Linked DNA regions of Homo sapiens: all the other regions are linked to region 4. Evidence: chromatin loops called from intact Hi-C (ENCODE). Cell type or tissue: heart left ventricle. All regions are shown on one strand. Links, peaks and the distances in the headings refer to the core of each region. The heading gives the core; the rest is flanking DNA. Region 1 has its middle 88 kb from the start of PAPPA2. Region 2 overlaps PAPPA2 (pappalysin 2). Region 3 overlaps ASTN1 (astrotactin 1). Region 4 overlaps PAPPA2 (pappalysin 2). Region 5 overlaps PAPPA2 (pappalysin 2).

Region 1 (4,604 bases), core at 297-4,296, 320 kb before region 4:
TTCATGAGGACAGAGCTCCCTGATTTAATCATGTCTTAAAATGCTCTATCTCTTAATACTATCACATTGGGTATTCAATTCCAACATATGAATTTTAGGGAGACACCAACATTTAGACCACAGCTATATGTAATAAGAATCTATCAAAGCTATCTAATATATGAATCTAGGGTTTTTGAGAAAAGTATGACACAAAAGTTAGTGGTCATCAACATATATTTGTGGCATTTAAATCTATGATATCAAAAAAAAAAGTCACCTAGGGAGAACACGAACCCAGAGGAAAATGCAGGCTCAAGCCAGAGCCCTGGACACTCCAACATGTAGAATTCCAGCAGAGGAGACAGAGCTGGGAGAAAAGCAAGAGGATATGGTGTCATAAACGCTAAAGACACAAAGTGGAGTACTTAACCAGTGCTGTTGAGACATCAAGTAAGAGCAGAACAAAAAGGTGGCCTTTAAGTTTGATAACATAGAAGTCATTATTTATTCATCAAATTATCTTGAGTGTCTATTTATTGAATGCCAAGTATTATGCTAGGCGATCGGGGAAGAGAGACAAGTAAAAGACAATTAGAATAGAAAATGTGATAAGTGCTATGATAGGGTTCTATGATAAGTGATATGATAGGTTAGGGAAGATATGCCCAACCTAAACTTGGAGGTGGGAAAGAGGGAATGGAGGCCTCCAGGAGATGTTCAAGCTGGTGTTGAGTGTTTAAGAGTGAGTAAGGATTAAACAGAGTGTGGTAAATTTGCTTTAGGCAAAGGAAACTCATGTACAAAGACATGTAGGCATGATAAACAGAAGTATTAGGAGATTGGTTTGGGTGGAATGTAGTGTCTATATAAAACAGCAGAGCAGGATGAGGTAGGAGAGGTACGTAGGGGCCAGATAATAAAAGCCCTGTATCCCTTATCAGGGATTACCTGATAATCGGCAGAAAAGAAGGAAAAGGCACAAAATCAATCACCTTAAGGATCCCAGGATGGAAGATGTGGAGGACTGCCAGGTGGACTCTGGCTATGCTGTTGAAGGTCTGCTTGTTCAGGCTATCTTTTGTTCTTTTAAATTCCTTCTCCAGGTCATGCGAAGTTGTCATTAGGTCCAAAGCTGGGGAGTGGCTTGGTGAACACAGACATGAAGGTTAATAGAGCAGTTGGCAAGGCAGTTTGGAGGAGAAACTGGAGGCAGAAACATCAGGCTGCAGCAGTGACATGGACATAGAATGACAAGGAACTAGGTGAAGGTCAAAGGCAGGCATCCAGAAGAAAACTATCATTATAAAATATTTGTATAGCCAGATGTGGTGATACGTGCCCGTGGTCCCAGCTCCTCGGGAGGCTGAGGAAGAAGGACTGCTTGACCTCAGAAAGTTGAGGCTGCAGTGAGCCATGTTTATGCTGTTGCACTCCAGCCTGGGAGACAGAGTGAGACCTGGTCTCAAACAAAACAAAGCAAAACAGGATTTGTAAGGGTAACATGACAAGGCTAGCAGGATAAGAATATAGTATTAAGAACTTTGTATTTGAATCTGAGATCTGTATCTATTTGATAATCCATAATAGTATGTCTTGTTTTAACGTATATAGTACTTTACTGAATAGTAGGTATTTTCATTTGATCCTAATGTTGGCATTGTATTCCTAAATTTAATAGAAGTGAGGCTAAGAGAGGTGATTAGGCAAACATCACACACTAGTAATAGTGCAAGATTGTAAACCCAAATGTTATAATTTTGAGTTCAGTAGATCATTTTGCTACCTAGAGAAATCCTGGAATAGTTTCTATCTGGAAGGATTACAGTTGGCTCACGTTTGGCTCACTTAAGGAACTGCGTATCTCAGAGATGGTGCTGTTAGGCCACATACAGACACTCACCGCCAGAGGGTGCCCTTACCCCAAGAGAAAGTTGGCAGTTCTTCCTACAGTTGAAGGATTCTGCTAGCTTTTCTTTTTTCAGGTTGTTTCTTTAGAAGTTGCAGAATGGAGAACTGAATTGTAGTAGCCCAAACGCTGCAAATCTCGGAGCAATGACCTGGAGCCTCCCACAGCTTGTGTCAGAGAGGCAAGATTTGTTAGGGAGATGCTTAATTCTCTCTGAAATAATCCCAGATTATGCCTGGTGGAGGAAGAAAAGAGGAACAGTTCAGAAATTAGATAATTCTGGAGATGTTTGGAGATAAAAGGAGTAATTCTTGTGATTCTAACGCAGGAGTGTAGGGTTCTCTCCAGGGATGATTCTTAGTTGATTTGTAGGTACTCTTCGGTAGATATTCTCAAAGGGTCATATTTTAAAATTTTGATTTTGCCTTAATAGGACAAATACTTTTTGCAACGTTATGAAGGCAATAATCTCAGCCTTTATTCTTATTTTTGTGCACAGGTTCATTTCCTATTGCTCTCTTTCTCCTTTCCCTTCTTTTCCCCTTTCTTTTCTTCCCTTTTCTCTTTCCTTCTTGGCTTCCCTCACTCATCAAAGTTATGTTAGCAACGGATAGAAATTAATTTACCTTGTGGTTGAAGTAGCTGATACTGGCTTAAATGTTAAGCCTAGGAGTATATGCATAGTTATAACAGAAATTAAGGTTCTTAAACCATGAAGTTAGAGCTTAACAGTGGATAGAATGGCATCTAGTGTGCTTGGGTGGTGGAGTTTTTTGAGGGGGACCGGTAGTTTCTCCCCGGAGTTTTAATATATTATTTTCTCATGAGCAGTCCTGTATATGACATGTACTTTATGACTATCCCTCGGACTCTCCTGGTCATGTCATTTGTTGTCTGTTCATAGGGAAAGTGTGAAAAGTGCATAATAATCAGGTTTGGAAAATTTGAAAAGAATCTCCCTTGCTCCCTATGCCCTCCTCTCCTCTTCAATAGCCACCCTTTCAGGAGCCCTAGGAGGATGGCAGGAGCAATCCAGGGCCTGAACAATTGAGATGATTCTCTTGGCCTCCACTTACTTTTCCTCCTCTAGGCATGACCTCTGGGTTTGGTTGGAACAAAAGCAGACTCCAAACATCACTTTCTTGGTGCAGGACTCAGTTTGGAAGGTAAGTCTGGACTCAGTCTGGAAGGTGGAGCCGAGGACACCAGATTTATTACACTCATCATTTTCAATGGTTCCTCTCTTGAAATTCTTCCATAGTGTTATGCTTGAGGAGAATTTGGACTAAAATAATGACACTTAAGTTTATACCCTGAGGAAAAAAAGAAGTAAGTAATAAGAGGCTGGAGGCCCAAGGCAATCTCCCAAGTGGACAGTATGTCTAGGTCTTATTCCTGTTTGTTAAGAGTTGAGAGACATAGTTTATCCTGCTTCCTTCATTGGGTCTTACCATCTTTTTCTTGTGACAGATGCTTTCCTTTGTGGCTTGGGACCACAGTGTCAATGTCATGGAATCAACTATTTATCCAATCGGTGGATTTGGGGCAAGTTCTGATTTATGGTTTCATACTGACAATTTGAAATGGAGTGGGTGTAAGTGCACATGCTGAATAGACTTGATATCAGGTTTCATCTTTTGCAGTTAGTCCTGGCCTATATCTCTCCAGTGGTGGTTTCAATAGTGAATCCCAAGGATTATGTGAAGTGTGGGGCCACTGAGTTTGGCACACCTCTCAAATATGTATCTCTAGAATGAGAGGTGGAGTCTGTCATTCCACCTTTGTAGCTTCACCTCTTTAATCCTTTAAGGTTTCTCAGTCTTCATTTATTAAAATGCAGGAATTCCAGTGAAACTCAAAGCTCAGTCCTTAATAGTTAATGCTTTAGTTTTTTTTTTTTTTTTTTGAGATGGAGTTTCACTCTTGTTGCCCAGGCTGGAGTACAAAGGTGCGATCTCAGCTCACCACAACCTCCGCCTCCCGGGTTCAAGCATTTCTCCTGCCTCAGTCTCCCAAGTAGCTGGGATTACAGGCATGCACCACCACGCCCGGCTAATTTTGTGGTTTTAGCAGAGATGGGGTTTCTCCATGTTGGTCAGGCTGGTCTCTAACTACCGAACTCAGGTGATCCACCCACCTCAGCCTCCCAAAGTGCTGGGATTATGTGTGAGCCACCACGCCCGGCCAATGCTTTAGTTTTTAATTAAAGACTTAGCAGGTATTAGAGTCAAGAAAGGTTTTCCCTTATGGGATCTTCAGATATTGTTCACTTTACAGATGAATAAACTGAGGCCAAAGAGAGATAAGAGAATCATCCAAGGTTACACATCTAAAAAAGCGAACCAGGGCTGCAATTCAATTCTTTCAACTTCTACACTTTCCCTTTTTCCCTCTGTTACCCTGTGAATGAGGCTAGGCTAGGGGTGAAGGTGAGAGGGAGAAAAGGATGCCTGAAGGGCAGAAATGAGCATGTGTAACAGAGGTGTTTAGTTCCCCAACATTTATTCAAAAACATTCACAGGACACTACTATTCTAGGCTCTGAGTTGGGCATTGTGGCATTAAAGATAAAAGTATGACTTAGTTGCTATTCTCTCTAGCTCTCCGGTCTAGAGCTGCGCAGGTAAACAAATCAGCAGTTATATTGAGTGTGATGGTAGAAATGAGTGCCATGGGTGTGCATTGGAAGATGGTCTATTGTCAGGATCCTTTTCATT
Region 2 (4,000 bases), core at 1-4,000, 130 kb before region 4:
CTTCCTATATCACAGCAAGGTTTGAAGTCAGAGTGTTTGTCCTCCAAGAATCCTGTGGAACTGTGCAGTTCCCTCCACATTAGAACTCTGCTCCCTGGTTAGGATCCACATGTGCAGCAAAGTCATGGCCACCTGCCCTAAGCATGGACGACCCATGGATGTGAGGGCTTGCTGTTGGTTTCTGGGGATGGATTTACCCACAGTGATGAGTACGAGTTGCACGAGTTGACTTGTGTGAACAGGGCATAGCCCCTGATGGTTGTAAATTAGCATCTTTGTGTAGAAGGTTTTATCATGTGGCTATATGGCCCTCAAGAAGAGAGTAACATGGAGGGGCTGTATGATATCTGGTTTAAGAAGTGAAACAGACTGTGACTATGACCCTTTTTCTCGAAGCCTGTGGCCATGCCCCTCATCCCTATGGGAAAGTAATTTTCTCTATGTCTCTGCTTCCAGGGCCCTTCATGTGTGGTTTCCTAGGGTGCATATTGCTTCCTGCCTTATTTGTTATGTGCATGTCTCATTTCTATCCACTGGTAATTCCTCCAGAGGCAAATGCATGTCTGATTAACTTTTGTGATTCCAAAATATCTAGCACAGTATTAGGGACTCTCAGTTATGTTTGTAGAATAGACAAAATAGAAATTTAGACAGCTGACTGTCCATTAAGGATGAATAAAAGGGTGGAGGGAACTTTCTGAAACTGGAGTCTCTTTGTGGGATCCAGGGCAGTGGCTTTCAGATTCTGTTTTTGCTGCCTACTGAGGTGTCTTAGGAGCTTCTGAGGGGAAATCACTGAGTACAGGGCTCCCTTTCCACCTTCAATAGGAGCATCCCCTCCCTTACCTGTTTCATGTGAAGGAGGGGCTTAATTACTTTAAGGAAGTTTAAACCCCAGAACTCTAGAGCAGGGGTTGGCACATTATGGCCTATGGGTCACATCAGGTCTAAAGCTGAAGCTTGTTTTTGTAAATAAAGTTTTATTGGCACACATCCACACCCATGTTGGTTATGTGTTCTCTGTGGTGGCTTCCCTGCTAACTGGTGGAGGTAAGTAGTTGCAAAAGAGGCCTTCTGACCCACAAAGCCCAAAATATTTACTGTCTGGCCCTTTGTAGAAAGTTTGCTAACTCATACTTTAGAGCATTTCTTCTCAAACTTCAGTGTGAATAGAGATCAGCTGAGACTATTCTTAAGATGTCTGCCATGGCAATACACCTGGCAGCAGGTGCAATGTAAGTACGTCTTGCACAGTGCAGGCAGTTTCATGGACCAAGGACCCCAGGCGCTGTGCTCTGAAACACATCACTGCATTTTCACTGAGGCCACAGATCCCTGGGGTGGCATGGTTAAAGGCAGACCAGTTCCTGAGAGACAGTCATTGACTTTGGCTGGAGGACTCAAAAAGGCCTTGCAGGAAATTCCTTAGACTGCACTGTAGTCAACAACACTTCCATCCCACCTTCCTTCCCTCTTTTTTTTCCTTCAGAGTCAGACTTGCAGCAATGACTGATGTCTCTCCCAGCCTTTTCAGGATCTGTTTATATTTCCTCGGAATTGTCCCCCCCAGTAAAATCCTACATATTTAATCCTGTATTGGCATCTACTTCTTGTACTAACACAACTACCTTACGCAAATGCAGATTTGGGTTCAATAGGTCTGGGGCAGCCTGAGATTCTGCATTTCTAACAGGCTTCAGGTGCTGTTGCTGTTGCTAGTATGTGGACCATAATTCAAGTTGCAAGACTCTAGACTCTTGAGTCCAAGCTCTTGAGCCCAGGGCAGAAGACAGCAGACTTTTTCTGTAAAAGGACAGATAGTAGATAGTTTAGGCTTCTTGGGCCATGCAGTCTCTGTTGCAAAAAATTCAACTCTGTTGTTAGAATGTGCAAGCAGTCGTAGATGATATGTAAACACATTTCTATGCCTGTGTTCCAATAAAACTTTATTCACAAAAAGAGGTGGCAGGCTAGATTTTTCTCATGAGCAGTAGTTTGCCAACTGCTTTTTCCACCATCCTTTTGTGCTTTGCTTTCTAGTTTCACGCTATGCAAAATAACTCCAACAGAGAGACTGTGGCACTATCAGTGGTGGGACATACCTTTTGTTCAAGTATAAACAGAACTTCCCAGATATTTCTTGCAGGAAACAAGTCATGCTAGTTTCTTGGTATGAGCATTCCAGGCAGAGTTTATATTTATTTCTTTCCTTTTCTTTTTTTTTTTTTTTTTAGAAAAAAGCATACTGAGATGTAACTTATCTTAAAGTTCACGTGTTTAAAGTGTACAAATAACGTCTTTAGTATTCTTACAGACTTATCTCAACCTATTATCTCAATTATCTCAATCAATTATCTCAATCTAATTTTAGAATATTTTAGTGGCACCCAAAAGAAATGCTGTACCCATTAGCCCTACCCACTTCCCTCCCCTCCTTTCCAAATCCACCATAGCCATAGCCATCAGCAACCTACTCTCTATCTCTATAGATTTGCCTATTCTGTGTTATTTCATAAAAATGGAATGTATCATACAATGTATGATCTTTTGTGGCTGGCTTCTTTCACTTGAGGCTTATCCATGTTGCAACATGTATTGGCACTTCATTCCTTTTTATTGTTAAGTAATATCCCATGCATATACTACATTTTGTGTATCCAGTCTTCAATTACTGGATATTTTGGTTGTTTCCACTTTTTGGCTGTTATGAACATTGTGCACAAGTGGATATTTTTCTATTTCTTTTGATTAGATACCTAGGAGTGGAATTTCTGGGTCATATGGTTGCTATATATTTAACATTTTGAGGCTCTACCAGACTACCAAAGTGGCTGCACAATTTAGTAATCCTCATGAATGCATGGAGGTTTGGTTTTATGCCTCTGACCCTCTAAAATGAAATGGGGGCTGGGCACAGTGGCTCACGCCTGTAAAACTAGCACTTTGGGAGGCTGAGGCAGGCAGATCGCTTGAGACCAGGAGTTCAAGACCAGCCTGGGAAATATGACGAAACCCCATCTCTACAAAACATACAAAAATTAGCCGGGTGTAGTGGCATGCACCTGCGGTCCCAGCTACTCAGGAGGCTGAGGTGGGGGGATCACCTGAGCCTGGTGAGGTCGAGTCTGCAGTGAGCCATGACTGTGCCGCTGCACTCCAGCCTGGGGGACAGAATGAGAACCTGTCTCAATAAAATAAAATGGGCTTCTGCGACATCACTGGTGAGTATGGTTTGGCCACTGTTAGCATCTGAGAATACTTCAGTGGTCTTGGAGAAATCTGCCATTGTTGCACAATGAGGAGAGACATCTGGGCTCTGATGCTGACGCCTCTGAAATAGCAGGGAGTCCTTCCTAGTTGAAGTGGGTTCTCTCACCAAGCTCCCTCTTCTGGCTTCTTGAAGGTATCCTCAGATGGGCCTTTTCTTCCCTGAACCTTCACCTTTGGCCTGAAGTGTATTACTTGCTATTACCTGCAACCTGGCTGAACCCTCAATGATAGGCATACAGGAAACACTCAGGTGCTTAGAAGTCACAATGCATCAGATTCTGATGCAGCAGCACCTTCAGAAAGAAAAAGAGAAGAGAAACCGAGGGGAGAAGGGAAGATGAAGCTCACATAGCTCACATAGCTGTGAACTTTCTCCTAGATTCCAGCTCTATGTCTGGCCCCAGCTGGGTTCTTTGGCAGACCATTCAGGGTTTGGTGTCTGACTCACAGGGTTAGATCTGGGCCTTTGGGGTCATCCAGTCGTTTGGGGTGCAGGTGGGGGAAGGAGAATCACTTCCAGGCAGTGGTGTAGAGGGGTTTTCTGTAAGAATGGCCTGTGATTATCCTATTCACCACACTCCAGCTTCAGTGCCTGGCACCTGTTACTGCCTTTCCTCTCCTCATTCCCCAATTTTCATTTACTGTAAAAGATTCTCTTCCTGGTCCTTTGCATCTCAGGGAGACAATGCAGTGGATGAGGCTTTGACTGACCCAGGTGGCACCATTAGCT
Region 3 (4,604 bases), core at 376-4,375, 190 kb after region 4:
GACCATCTTGACCTTCCCTTTCAAGAAGGCGCCCAAAGGTACCACTCTGCAGATTTCAGACTTGTACCTAGTAGTCTGGGACTCCCACAAGGCGAAGTTCCCCCTCATACCCGTGTTTCCTCCATAAAGTAGCAAGTGAGAAAGCCCCAGGATTAACAATGTCATACAAACCTCGGTAGCACTGCCCTCTAGGGGCCCGAGTGAGCCCCCTTCTCCCACAGAGGTCCTGACACCAGGGCTCTTGTGCGTAGGAAGTCCGTCCTCTGCCCAGAGGTGGAGTGGCTTTATCCTTGTTGCAGACTGTGCCCTAAGCCCAGTTCTGGCTATCAGTTCTCATCAGTGTCAGGAGATAGGAAGTCCTGTTCTCTCCCAGGCTGATGCTCTCAGGCCAGCATGGTCACAGGGCTGGGGCATGGGCCTGACCCGGTCCTCTGGTCCTCGCAGTTCGCTCTCCCTCTTCCTACAGGGCCTGCACCCCTGACTGTGTGTCTGAGTCCGTAAGTCTAGGCCCCTGTTCTGGTTTCCATTGCTGAGGTCCTGCCTGCCCAGTGCCCCATCCCCTGTCATTCTGGCCCTGCTCTGCCTGTTCCTGCCTGACTACCAGAGCCCTGAGCATGGTGTTGGAACTCAGGTCAGGGCTGCAGTCTGGCTATGTGCAGCTCTGGGCCACATGATGCTGCCTGCAATATGTTAAAATGTCACCTGCCCTAGACCGTCTATGGCTGCATTCCAGCCACCTTTTGTAGCCCACCATTCCTTAACCCTGGACCCTTAATTTCTAAGTGTCCTTGGACTATAATGAGAAACATCCTACTTCGTTGTCAGATGGACCCCTTCTCTCTCAGTCAATCCCCACCTCTCCCCCCGCCCCCAAGCTGGCCCAAGCTCTGCCCTGTGGCCTGCCTTGCTGTAAGTTCCAGCTAAACTGTATTGGATGCTGACCTAGGATGAAAATACCTGTCCTCACATTAATTCTCACATTACCCCAATGGGGCAATCAGTGCAAAATTTAAGTTCTCCAGCTCTTTCCACTTTTAGTAGTGTATTTTATTTTTAACATGAAGCAGGTATTAGAAAAGGAGATACTTCACTTAACCTTCTGAGGAGGGTCCAGGCTTGACCTAAGGGCCATTCCTCAGTAGTCCCAAATCCCTCAGTTTTGGAGGGCCCACTGAAAGAGCAGTCAGTTTATTTCATCATCATGGCCGGGGGAGCACTTTACACATTTCATGTGGAAATGCCATGTGCGGTCATCTCAGAAAGGCCTCGGCTTACCGTTAGCGTTATCGTTTCTACCACTGAACACTCAGCACCCTCAGAGGGTTAGATGGGATTACTGGGCAGAAGAGATAAGCCCTGCTCCCAGTGGGAAGGCTCATGTGTTAGTATATTTACTGCTTTGTCCAAAACTCCTGGGCTTCTTCCACTGCTGCCTGGCTGGGATTGTTCAGCCCACAGCTAGAGACTTGGTGATGACCCCAACGGAGGCCTGTGTGAGTGCGCACCGACACAGAACAGCTCTGCTTCCAAAGGTGGGTCTTAAAGGCCTGAAACTTGATGTGAGTGGAGGACTCGTAAGCCCCCTGCTAAGGACTGGCTCTCTTGTCTGATACTTTCCCACTTTCCTTCTCCAGTCATGGTGGTTTCTGCCCATCCCTCTGATCTGCCTCCCTTTTTTCTGAATTATCTGTCTGCTGTCACACGTCCGGAAAGAGAGCAGCTCTCCTGTGAGCATGCATTGTGATGATGGGGCAGTAGGTTGAAAGGCCTGTGAGTCACCTCCCTACCCTGGCCTCAGTTTCTTCATCTGTAAAATGAAGAATGCTGGACCAGACATACTTTAAGGTCTCTTTCAAGTAGGAGTTCTTCGCTGTTTTTGGGCCATGGATCCTTCTCAGAATAATGTTTTAAAAAGCATTAAATAAAATATAAAAAGTGACAAAGGAAGCCAGCTAAGCAGAAATGCTGTTCCACCTCTGTGGATCCCAGGTGCAGAGCCAGCGCTCTGCTTTAATATGAGGTAATGAGGTCATGCTCTGAGATTCTCACAGTAACCTAGAGCAGCAGGGAGTTAAGATGCAAGGCTTGCATACCCGAAGCAACTAGCTGTGTGATTCTGGGGCGGTTACTCCGTTTTCTTGCACCTGTTTCCTCAATTAAAAAATGGAAACAATACCCCTAATCTCACAGAGTCAGAGGGGATTCTCAGAGTCAGCACTCCATTAATGAAGGCCGCCCTCCTCCCAGTTTATAGAAAGAAAACTTAGTTGGAGAAAGTTTCAGTGTCTTGCTTACAGCCATTTAGTGGTTAGGAACAAAAAACCAGGCTTGCAGCCCATGTATTCTTAACTCTTAATCTAGGGCTCTGTCCCTATCCCAAGGGCTGAAGCGCAGCTCTCCTGGATCCTTCCGGGAGAGGAATGTCACTCCTGGCCTCCCACACGGCCCTCTTCTTGTGATCTGCAGCGCCACCTGGTGGAGATTTGCTGTTTCTTCCTTAGCCCCCTGCATTGGCTCCAACTTCTCAATAAACAGCATTCACAGTTCGCATTTTATAAGATGTAGGAGGGACATAATGGGAGATCAGCAAAGACAGCTGGAGTGAGAGACGGTATTGGCCTCGGTCTCTGATCAGAAACGCAGCCAATCAGGCCAACATGAGGAGGGTCGCAGTGTGGGTAATGGCTGCACTCCTAATACCACTTCTTGTACATTGGAACTTTGGAATTCCTAAGTAACAGTGTGATTTAGTCACAACTGAAGGACTACTGAGCCTTTACTATAAATGATAGTTCAAGTTTCACTGAGTTTGAGATGCCTTACAGCAGGTTAGGTGGTCTGCACTCCCAAATCCTTGTTCCTTTCACCTGCTCCCCTCCAATAAAGGGCCACAACTGCCCCCTATCAAAAGAGCCAACGAGAATCATGGCATTGGTGGAATCACCCAAAAAGTGGACCAACATGGTCTTAGTATTCTCATCTGTGTCTATATATACTGTCGAAATCCTCTAGAATGTCACTTGTGTTTATGTACTTTACTTTCATCATGCATAGCCCATAGCAACATCCCTTTTTCCTATATTGAAGACATTCAGCCTGAGCACTGAAGTTCATCTTGCAATCAATGCCACTCAAATTTCTAGTGCTTTTCATCTCTGAACTCTTTAACTGTGGAAATAGACATGATTTATTCTGGAAACCTTGACTCTATTCTCGTGATCTCCTCTGCAAACTGTTAAATGTTTTTCATACTGATGGGGTCACGAAGTCCTACAACGACATCACTATGAATTCTGCCTTAGCACCCAAATTTTTCCATCATGATTTAGATTCTATCATTATCTCTCCTTTTCTGGCATCTTTTACATCTCTGCGTCACAAACATTTTACAATTGTTTCCAGAGCACAGGGAGAAATGGGGAAGAGTTCGCAGAAAGAATAGGGTCATTCCAATGGCCATGATATAGTTCGCTGCATTTCTTTGAAGAAAAGTGCTGCCCATTTCTAACATTTCTAAATTACTTCAATGCCATTGGAGCTAGCTAGCTTTCTAAAGCAGAGTTCTTGGTATTCTATGCCTTTCCTCAAAAATGACTCCTTGGACTTATAGCATTCTATCTTTCCAGTCTCACTTTCTTCCTTTCCCTTTTACTCACCGTCTGCCTCTGCCCTACTAGACTACTTGCTACTCACCTTCATGCTTCTTCACCTTTGCCTTTGCAGCTTCCTGAGCCTAGTATACCTTTTCCAACATGACTGTTGGTTGAAATTCTACACAACACAGTTTAGATGACATCCACTCTAGTTAGAATTAATCACTTCTTTCTTCTCTTTTACAATTTTTTTTTTCATTTTTTGCTTTTCTATCTACATTTATTTAATTCTGCCTTAAGTTAAAGTTAGTTTTTTATATCTTTCCCCTCTATGTTGCAAACTCCTCAAGGGACAGGACCGTATTATCTTTCTAGATCCCCCCATTCCAGTGTCTAAGTACTCGAGAACATTCTCTATAATGCCACCTGGGATAAGACTTCAGAGACTCAACATGTTTTGCTGAGTCTCTAAAGGAACTCAAGTAGCAAGAAGAAACCGGTAAGAAGCCTTGGGACTGTCAGGGTAAGAAGTCACTAGGTAGGTGTGTGTTACTCACATGTAAATGGTGTCAGGTTCCAGGCATCGTATGATCAGAGAGATGGTGGTGAGCTGCTTGTCCGGCACCTGAGATGGCATTGCACAAGGAGACTTTGCTCCAGAGATGATGTCGTCCACAAAGCTCAGCACTGTTTCTGCCCAGAGGAGAAGGAATGGAAAAAGCATGAGAAACAATGACGGCCAAGCAATGAGGAGATGGAGTCAACTCAATGAGAACTTAACATGACAATGATTTGGTCCTCAATCTCTAGAGTAGAGAAGGAGACTTAGAAGGAATGGCCTTTTCTATTTCATATTTAACCACTCAGAGCTGTCTAGAGTTAGTTCAGACACAACTAGGGCAAGGGATACACATCACACCTGAGAGCTTCTTTTTTTTTTTTTTTTTTTGAGACAGAGTCTAGCTCTGTCACCCAGGCTAGAGTGCAGTGGCGCGATCTTGTCTCACTGCA
Region 4 (4,000 bases), core at 1-4,000:
TCAATTCATCTGGGGTAGTATTTGAACCCCTGTATGTCTTCTTTTAACTCTCCCAGGTGATTTTAATATGCATACAGGGCTGAGAATTCTGGCTCTCTATTATGTCAACATTGCTATCCTGGGCCTCTAGTATAACACTCACCCATGTAGAGGATAAAGAAATGTGTATTAATTTGTTTAGAGGGTTTCTGTGGCAAGAAAGAAAAGCAATGACTGTATGTTACCAGAAGTTATAAAGTGACTCCTTAGAGGCTGAAATGGAATATTTGATGTTTATCAGAAAACATAATTAAGGATTGGAGAGCTATTCATTCTGTGCTCTGAAAGGCTTTTCAAAACTTTCATTGCAGGTGGCATTGTCCTCAGCCCAGCATATTATGGGATGCCTGGCCACACCGACACCATGATCCATGAAGTGGGACATGTTCTGGGACTCTACCATGTCTTTAAAGGAGTCAGTGAAAGAGAATCCTGCAATGACCCCTGCAAGGAGACAGTGCCATCCATGGAAACGGGAGACCTCTGTGCCGACACCGCCCCCACTCCCAAGAGTGAGCTGTGCCGGGAACCAGAGCCCACTAGTGACACCTGTGGCTTCACTCGCTTCCCAGGGGCTCCGTTCACCAACTACATGAGCTACACGGGTATCACCACTGTCTTGTTTTGTTTTCTGTTAAGAATACATGGGGGCCTTTGAGAGCTGGGAGGGTGGAGGTGTGGGAGCTGATGGGAGAATGATTAAGTGGTCATTTGTGTCGGAGAGTTGAAGTGTATTTATTATAAGGTATTATTATTTTTTCATGTCTTTGAAGAACTTGAAGAAATACTGACATATTAAGGTACTTTGTTCACTGAATTCTCCTCTACTAGATATTTTAAAATATACTTCTATCCTCGATAGTAAAAAAGGCACAGAGCCAAAAGCCCTCTTGTGATCCCCTTGACTTCTAGAATGTGGTTATTCTTATTTTTGCCCGCATTCTTAGACATTTACTCTGAAGAAGAGTCCAATGGAAATAAAGGAAAAGAGTTTATGGGTCAAGGTGGCCCATTGTACTGTTTTTGAAGTTGGTCAACAAGGTGGCTTGGTTAATTTAGGCTCAGCATGTTTTACTGTATGTTACTAAAAAAAAAAAAAAAAAAAATCAGATTCTCTTTTTCCAGCACTAGTCAAGCACAAATTCTTAGCTGCCTACCACCCTTTCCCCACCAAAAGGTGACATCTAATTTTAAAAAAATGGCATCTTCCTGGCCCTCGGAAAAACTTGTCATCTGGTCTTTCTTGCCTTAATTCAGCTTCTGTATTATTCTTCGCTGTCTCTCACGCCTTCCTTGTTTCTTGTGAAAAGTAATAGTGACTGGTTTCCTATAATGGACTCAAAGTTATCCCTAAAATTAAAGACTTATTTGATGACCTAGTACAATGGTGAAAGAAGATATTTTTTCTATAAGTTTTGGGGGCTTGTTTGGTGACAGGTTCTTCTAGAACTATCCAAAAAAGAATAAACCACCACACCCTGGTCATGACTTTGAAGGGAGGAAAGCGTGATGAGCCGATTCTGTCTGTCATCTTTCAAGATGTGTCTATCTGAGTTTCATTGCGGTGAATAATTCAGGTGCATCAGATGTGTAAGCACCAGCACCTCTCCCCCATCAAGGGGCAGAAACACCAGACGATGCCATGCAGAGGGCAGAGCTCTGGAGGCAGCACCTTTGAAGCGGGAAGAGGAAACATTTAGGAAGCTGAGTGAGGCAGTATTTGACTGGTGTGCTTTCACTAGAAAAGTTCCTGGCACTAAGAAAACTCCCTTTCCAACCCTATGCAAAATGTACCTGCTAAAGAGACCTTGCCAGATTCAAAAGTGAGGCTGAGACCACCATTCCCAGCCCTGCTGTCTCATTGGCATTTGGCTCTCTTTCCCCTTGAGCAGCTCCACTGAATACTCACTAACCTCTGCCAACGTCACTGGGCAATAAAGCAGGTGTCTGAAACTCCACAAACGTTCACAAGTGAAAAGGCCATCTGTTGAAACACTGCCATCTTGTGGTTTGCTGAATAAGCAACCATCAGCTCAGAGCAACCTGAGCTGCCCAACTTTAAGGTCATGACCTTGCTTTAGATATGAAAGTGCTGCATCTCTGGTCTCTGTCTTCTCTTACCCTTTCCAGCTTAGACCCTTTCTGGAACAGATTGCATTTGTTCATTCATTCAACAAGTAAGTGCTCATTGAGCCTAATAAGTTAACTCAGCCATGAACAAGACACAAATTTATCCCTGCCTTGGTGGACTTGATGGGTTAAAATCTCCATCTCTTGTGCCACCTTTTTTGTCTCCACAGATGATAACTGCACTGACAACTTCACTCCTAACCAAGTGGCCCGAATGCATTGCTATTTGGACCTAGTCTATCAGCAGTGGACTGAAAGCAGAAAGCCCACCCCCATCCCCATTCCACCTATGGTCATCGGACAGACCAACAAGTCCCTCACTATCCACTGGCTGCCTCCTATTAGTGGAGTTGTATATGACAGGTGAGAGAGGCACTGGCTGTGGGTGAGCTGGCTTATTTCTCTGTGGCATTTCATATGAATGAGGGGAAGAATATGAATCCAGGGGAACTCCAATTTGGAAGTATAAATGTGTGCACCACTGCTCAGAGCTGCTGCTCCAGCCTGCTCTGTTCTCGTTGCTTTAGCAGAACTCATGGGCTCTCTTGTGAGCCAGTGGCTCATCTTAAGTGCTCACTCCCCCCTCAGGGAGGCCTGGAGAGCCTGACCGATGTGACAGGGATAAATTGGCAGAACGGAGAGGGCATCTGCCATTTGTCTCTGTCAGCTGTTCCTCTGTGGCATGAGGGTGGAGTGGCAGCTTGCCACTTGCAGAGTGGTGTTGGGGGAGGGATTACAGCATGCTTCTCCAGGCACTTCTGGGTGTGGGTGGATGGTAGTGTGCCCACTGCCACAAGCTGTGCATCAGAGGGCTTCCCTGACTTACGTAGGTGCTTCTGACACCTTCTCAGCCTCCTGTGCCTCCCCCTCTTAAGGCCACTATCTTATGGAATTGTCATCCTCTGCTTATTTTCCTACCTGCCCCACTTGACTGGCAACTACTGGGGGAGGCAGGATGATTTTTTGTCTCTTTGTCTCTTGCCCTGCCACAACAGACACCTAATGTGTGTTTGCTGAAGAAAAGCATTACACCTAAAACTAACTTTCATTTGTCCTTTGCATATTGGTTTGAAAGAATAACAGATAAATTTTTGTAGAAAGGAGAGAAAGGTAGGAAAATGAATGACATCTGATAATTGGTGAGGGATGGGAGAATGTGGTTTCACTGAGAAGGACCAGAACCCCTTCTGTGACCTGTGCAGACTGACCTCTTTCAAAACCTACTGCTGTATTCTGAATGACGACAGTCCCTGATCTATTTGTGGCACTATATGTGAAGTGTTGTGCTAGGTATTTTACTTGCACTTGTCTTATTTAGTCTTTGCAGTAAACGCAGTTCCTGCTAAATAAGTGAGAATTCTGAGGCATAGAGAAACATACAATGGCAAACCCAAGACCCCACAACTGATTGGAGGTGAACTCGGGAGTCCAGTGGAAATTCGGGAATAAGGAACATAGAATGGATGCTTTCTTTTAATTTAGAGCATTCTTATTTAGCACATCTCTTCTTTGCACCACACTTTCCCTCTGGGTGTCAGGCCTCAGCTAAAGAGAAGGGTGTCGCTGGAGCAAGTTTCCGTGCCCTTCAGCTTTGCTGAAAGCCTAGGGAGAGAGGCAAGAGAGAGACAGGGATAGGAGGAAGCTGGTGAATCCTCTTTCACAGTGGTATTTCAGCCTCTTGGGATTTTGATACCTGTCCCTGATACCTTGATACATACTTAGTGTGTGACACCACTTAGACCTCACAACCCTACAAAGTAGTTTCATGGTCATCAGCGCCCAAACCCTTTTGGGCTCTGTTTGTGAGTCAGCACACATCTGTGTGATGTGT
Region 5 (4,604 bases), core at 376-4,375, 160 kb after region 4:
CATGACAGCCTCCAATCAGAAAGGCAGGTAAGGGGACAGGGTGAGGAGAATGGGCAGATACTGACAGAAATTAAAGTAAAGGGATTGTGAAAGTAAAGAGCTCTTCCTGATTCTCATCTTCTCTTTTTTCTATTACAAGGCATTGAACTTGGCACTTCCTGTATTCTTTGTGATCACTATTGAGTGCATTAGTTAACACCCAAGGGGATGGCTTGATTGGGAATGTAGTGAAAGGAGCTGATCTACTGTATTGTAATGTAAAACAGCTACAGCCAGTTATTTTGTAAGATTATAAGTTGTTCATTAAAAAATCAGCACACAAAATATGAAGTGTCTTTGGTGTTTGACTCTTTGTTTAAATCATTTCATCACTTTCTAATCACTTTCCATTGTCTTGTGCCAGGTCCAGGCAACAGTCATTATTTATTTGATTGATTGGTCATTTCTTTTAGCCACTTAAAAACCATTTGTTAAGTAAATAGGATGTGTAAGGAAGATGAATATGAAAGTTCATAAGAAGACATGGCATATATGAAAGTAGAATGTGAGGTAGGAATGTCAAATATCTCATGAGTTTTTAAATAAAGTGTAAGAATTACTTACAGTTCAGAGGAAGTAGGGTTTATTCCTGGATGCCAAAGGTAGGCAGCATTTGGAAAATGGTTGGGAAGGATGCATATGATCTGACAGGCAGAAATGGGGGTTGGGAGAGGAGAGTCCAGGCAAGGTAAACAACATAGTTGAAGCTGTGGAAGTAGGAATGGGATAGGCTGTGCATTATGGAACATCAGTGAGGCATCCAGCTTAGCTGGAAGATAGAACTAAGCTAGCATGTACCATACATTTGGTAAATACAGAATCTTACTTAATTCTTACAACAGATCTGCAAATAGCATATTCTCACTTCACAAATAAGAACGCTAAGCCACAGTCTGGTAAAGAAAGTTCTTCAAGGTCATATGAAGGGAGTTAACCTGGTTCTGTGGGACACCAAGATGTTAGAAGGAAAAGAAAAATGGTGATTAATAGGATGGAGAGAGGTGAAAAGAAATGTCAAGGGATGATGCCTCTGCATTAAATACACAATCTGAAAGCTTATCAGCCCTAACAGAAGAGGGAAGCTGGCAGGAGCAGGCTTTTAAAGAAAGAGTATTCATTTGCTCTTTCAATAAACTTGGGTTGAGGGCCAGATAGGAAATGCCATCTAAAGCAGTGTTCAGAACCCTAGAGGAGGCTTCTGCAGTTGGGGCCGGTTTGCAGAGTTTTCTGGCCACACCAGTCACCACCTGGCTACTGGAAGGGCTGGGCAGATATCTCAGCACACCTATGAGCCATTTGGAAAGAACTGTGGAATGGACAGTTGGAAATGTGAGCTTGGACTTGGGAGACAGGTTTGTGGTTAGAAATAAACATTTGAGAGAGAAAAAAAGCATTTTCTTTATGGTTTACAAAGTGCTTTCATATGATTTATGGCTACCCACAGGTTAGGCAGAGCAAGGACAGTTTTGTTTTGTTTCTTTTCATTTTACAGATGAAGAAACTGAGTGTCTGTGAGGTTATAGGAAAATTTAAGTTCACATATCTAAGTGCAGGTTGGGGTGGGAATCCAAGATCTCTGTCCTCAAATGTAATCTTTTCTACTGCACAGTGTTCAGCCTGCTAGGCCCAAGAGTGAACCCAGATCCATTTGCAGTGGGAAAGTTTAATGTCTTTTTACCGGTTTATGTTTCAAGGTGCTCATTGCTTTCCTTATGGCTTTCTTAGTAGCTAAGCCTATTTTCTCTCCTGCCTGTTGTACATAGCAAATGGTAGGAAAACTGAGGGCAAACCTTCTTGAGCACCCTTCCAGGGCCCTCTCCTCATGCCAGGCCCTGAGTATAAGCAGATGCCCTTGCACATACCAGTTAGGCCAGCTGGACAGAAATGTCTGGCAAGGCAGCTTTTTCCTTAATAGCTTCCCTGGGGAGAGTCCTGGACAGAGACTTTGGAGCTCTGGTTTCCATTGACTGACAAACTTAAATGACATGATGAGTCATCTGTCAGCTGGGAGACTCTCTCTACGCTTAGATTCAGGCCATCCAGATGATGAAGGGCTTAGGGTAGGGTTGGGTGAGGTAATGAGAAGGGCTCCAGGGCATCTCTGAAGCTGACTTTGGGTCATTTCTTTCTATGTCACTCCAGAAGGACCACTGAAATACTTTTAATATTTCAAGTTTCCCAGTGGTTAGCTCAGAAGAAAAGGGTGGTGGTGGTGAGAATCTCGTATCCCATAACGGTCCATGCCCATAAAAGCTTCTACATGTGCCTGGGATATTTGGCCTGGCAAAATACAAGACTAGTTTAGAAAATAGATGGTTATTCTCAAATCTCCCATAGTGTGAGCCTACCTGAGACTGAGTACATCTTTTCTAGTCAGAATTGAGTCTGGTAGTTAATGCACTATGGTGTGTGATTTGCCACATTTGGCTCCTTGCTGAAGACGGTTGGTTTTTCATTTTTAATCTGGTCCTGCCACTCAATCTTTAGGTTACATTGCTATGAGTTAGCAATGATGAAGTACATTCTTGAAAGAAATCTACAAGTCAAATTTATATTCCAAGTGAGTATAATAAAAACATCTCTAACCCCTGAAAGATAGTTCCGAGTAATAACAATAGTTCACATTAATTGCAATTTGCTAATGTTCTACAAATTCAATGTTCTTCTAAGGATAATTTAATAGGGACAAGCTTCCTTTCCTTTGTCTTTGTCTACACAAAAGTCAAATATTCAAATGTAAAGAAAAAATAAGTTAAAAAAGGGACAGTGTTGACTTTTTAATGATTACCAATTATGTTGCGTCAATGTGACCTTCTGAAGGCAATTGCCAGTTTAAAAATGTTTATACACATAAAAGGCTGTTAAAGTTAGAGAATTTCCCCATACCACAATTTAATACGTGCAACTCAAAATGCTTCCTGAATAGTTAGGCAAGTTATCTTAGGGTACAAAGGACTTCCAAGTAATGACTTTGTAGGTAGCGAATCAATAACTATTAGAATAATCTGTAAGAAAATTTCTATAGCTTTTTAGAATATCCAAGTGGTCTTCACAATGGGGAAATATTACTTATTAACTCAACATTGTTCATGCTTTCTCTACCTTGATAGGTGACCTGGCACAGGGAGGCTGGGGGCAGGGATGACTGAGCCTGGACCTAGAAAGTCAGTATGTAAGATGTATTGGTGACTTGTGATCCATGGGCAGCAACATAATGATCTGCAAGGATGACAACTACAAAATTTCAAGGCTGACAAATCTGAGTTTGAATTCTGGGTCCATTACTCACTAGATAAGTCATCTAGTTACTGAATCTCTCTGGGCCTCAGTTTCCTAAATATCTACTTTTGCAGCCCCATACCCAGCATAGTGTTTAAGAAGTGCCAGACAGAAAGGGGTTAAAGAGTGATTGATGGAGATTATATGTATAGATTATTCTCTCAAAAAGTTTGCAGTTGGGTGTGGTGGCTCACACCTGTAACCTCAGCATTTTGGGAGGCTGAGGTGGGCGGATCACTTGAGGTCAGAAGTTCGAGACCAGTCTGGCCAACATGGTGAAACCTCCTCTACACTAAAAATACAAAAACTGAGCCAGGCACGATGGCACACACTTGTAATCCCAGCTACTCAGGAGGCTGAAACAGGAGAATCGCTTTAACTTGGGAGGCAGAGGTTGTGGTGAACTAAGATTGCACCACTTCATTCCAGCCTGGGTGACAGAACAAGACTCCATCTTAAAAAAACAAAACAAAACAAAACAAAACAAAAGTTTGATGGTGAAGAAAAGGAAGTCAGGGGGGTGGGGGAGTGGAATTGCCCTTTTGTGGCTTCGAATTCTCAAACACCATGCTTCTCTGACATTAGAGAGACTAAGATGTGTGCCATCATTAGTTACGTTCTCCAGGACAGTTAGAACAGATGGAGACTCCCAAGTGGTTTGGCTGCCAGGAGATGTTCTATCCCACTGATTCAGAGAGAAGCAAAATGGATCTGTAGGGTAAAGGTGGTAAAGCATGGAGCTGAGGAAAAGGAAGCGGGCTAGGGGAAAATTTTGGAGTTGGCGGGAATGTTGGTTAACTCAGATGGAATATGCCTGTAAAATTGCATTAGCTATGTGGAACACTGGTTATTTTCTTCAAAAGACAATTGAATTGCTGAATTTATCCAGTTACACAATAGCACAGTCCAATGCAACTTTCAACAATGATAGAAATGTTCTACATCTGCATTGTCTGATGTGGTAGCCACTAGGTACTACAGGTTGCTATCTAGCCTTTAAAGTGACCAATAAGACTGAAAAACTGAACTTTAAATGTTACTTAATTTCAGTGGTTTAAATAGCAACATGTAGCTAGTGATGTCACCGGCCAGTACAATTCTAAACTATTACGCACATATATAATTCAATTTGCTTTTTAAATCCTGCTACTTATATCTCATGGCTACTGTAATGTTACATCATGCTTGGGTGGATATTTTGGGTTATATTATTCTAGTTTGGAAAAGTATGTTTAATAAATCATCTACAAATTATACACCCAGACACCTGAAACCATAAATTAAAA

What was found. A loop is a pair of places that touch in the nucleus more often than their neighbours do. Peaks named below come from ENCODE experiments on the same cell type or tissue, not always from the same donor. Only the 100,000 strongest peaks of a DNase experiment are listed, where the experiment ranks them.
Region 1: it touches region 4 in a loop (13-fold over the local background); 42 of 110 quality-filtered maps call a loop at or near these places.
Region 2: it touches region 4 in a loop (7-fold over the local background); 75 of 110 quality-filtered maps call a loop at or near these places.
Region 3: a loop joins it to region 4, with 5 times the contacts of the local background. A loop is called at or near these places in 11 of 110 quality-filtered maps.
Region 5: it touches region 4 in a loop (32-fold over the local background); 35 of 110 quality-filtered maps call a loop at or near these places.

What each region holds. Positions count from the first base shown.
Region 1 is chr1:176,373,281-176,377,884 of GRCh38, forward strand. No RefSeq gene overlaps it. Among named protein-coding and RNA genes, the nearest start is that of PAPPA2, 88 kb to the right of the region's middle. RefSeq lists a silencer at 1,817-1,916. In heart left ventricle, for the core only: a CTCF peak has its summit at 1,883 (motif pointing right); a DNase peak (open chromatin) is centred at 1,901.
Region 2 is chr1:176,562,508-176,566,507 of GRCh38, forward strand. The region is part of intron 2 of PAPPA2 (pappalysin 2); the gene reads left to right. Among named protein-coding and RNA genes, the nearest start is that of PAPPA2, 100 kb to the left of the region's middle. In heart left ventricle, for the core only: no CTCF peak of the experiment used is centred there; no DNase peak of the experiment used is centred there.
Region 3 is chr1:176,878,709-176,883,312 of GRCh38, forward strand. ASTN1 (astrotactin 1) reads right to left here. Exons shown (of 23, transcript NM_004319.3): 20 at 4,151-4,286. Among named protein-coding and RNA genes, the nearest start is that of MIR488, 150 kb to the right of the region's middle. RefSeq lists an enhancer at 1,273-1,417 and a cis regulatory region at 1,337-1,354. In heart left ventricle, for the core only: a CTCF peak has its summit at 2,481 (motif pointing left); a DNase peak (open chromatin) is centred at 2,443.
Region 4 is chr1:176,689,787-176,693,786 of GRCh38, forward strand. It overlaps PAPPA2 (pappalysin 2), which reads left to right. Exons shown (of 23, transcript NM_020318.3): 5 at 351-644; 6 at 2,340-2,532. Among named protein-coding and RNA genes, the nearest start is that of PAPPA2, 230 kb to the left of the region's middle. In heart left ventricle, for the core only: a CTCF peak has its summit at 2,043 (motif pointing left); a DNase peak (open chromatin) is centred at 2,875; H3K27ac peaks cover 3,023 bases.
Region 5 is chr1:176,845,276-176,849,879 of GRCh38, forward strand. PAPPA2 (pappalysin 2) reads left to right here. Exons shown (of 23, transcript NM_020318.3): 23 at 1-326. Among named protein-coding and RNA genes, the nearest start is that of MIR488, 180 kb to the right of the region's middle. In heart left ventricle, for the core only: no CTCF peak of the experiment used is centred there; no DNase peak of the experiment used is centred there; H3K27ac peaks cover 235 bases.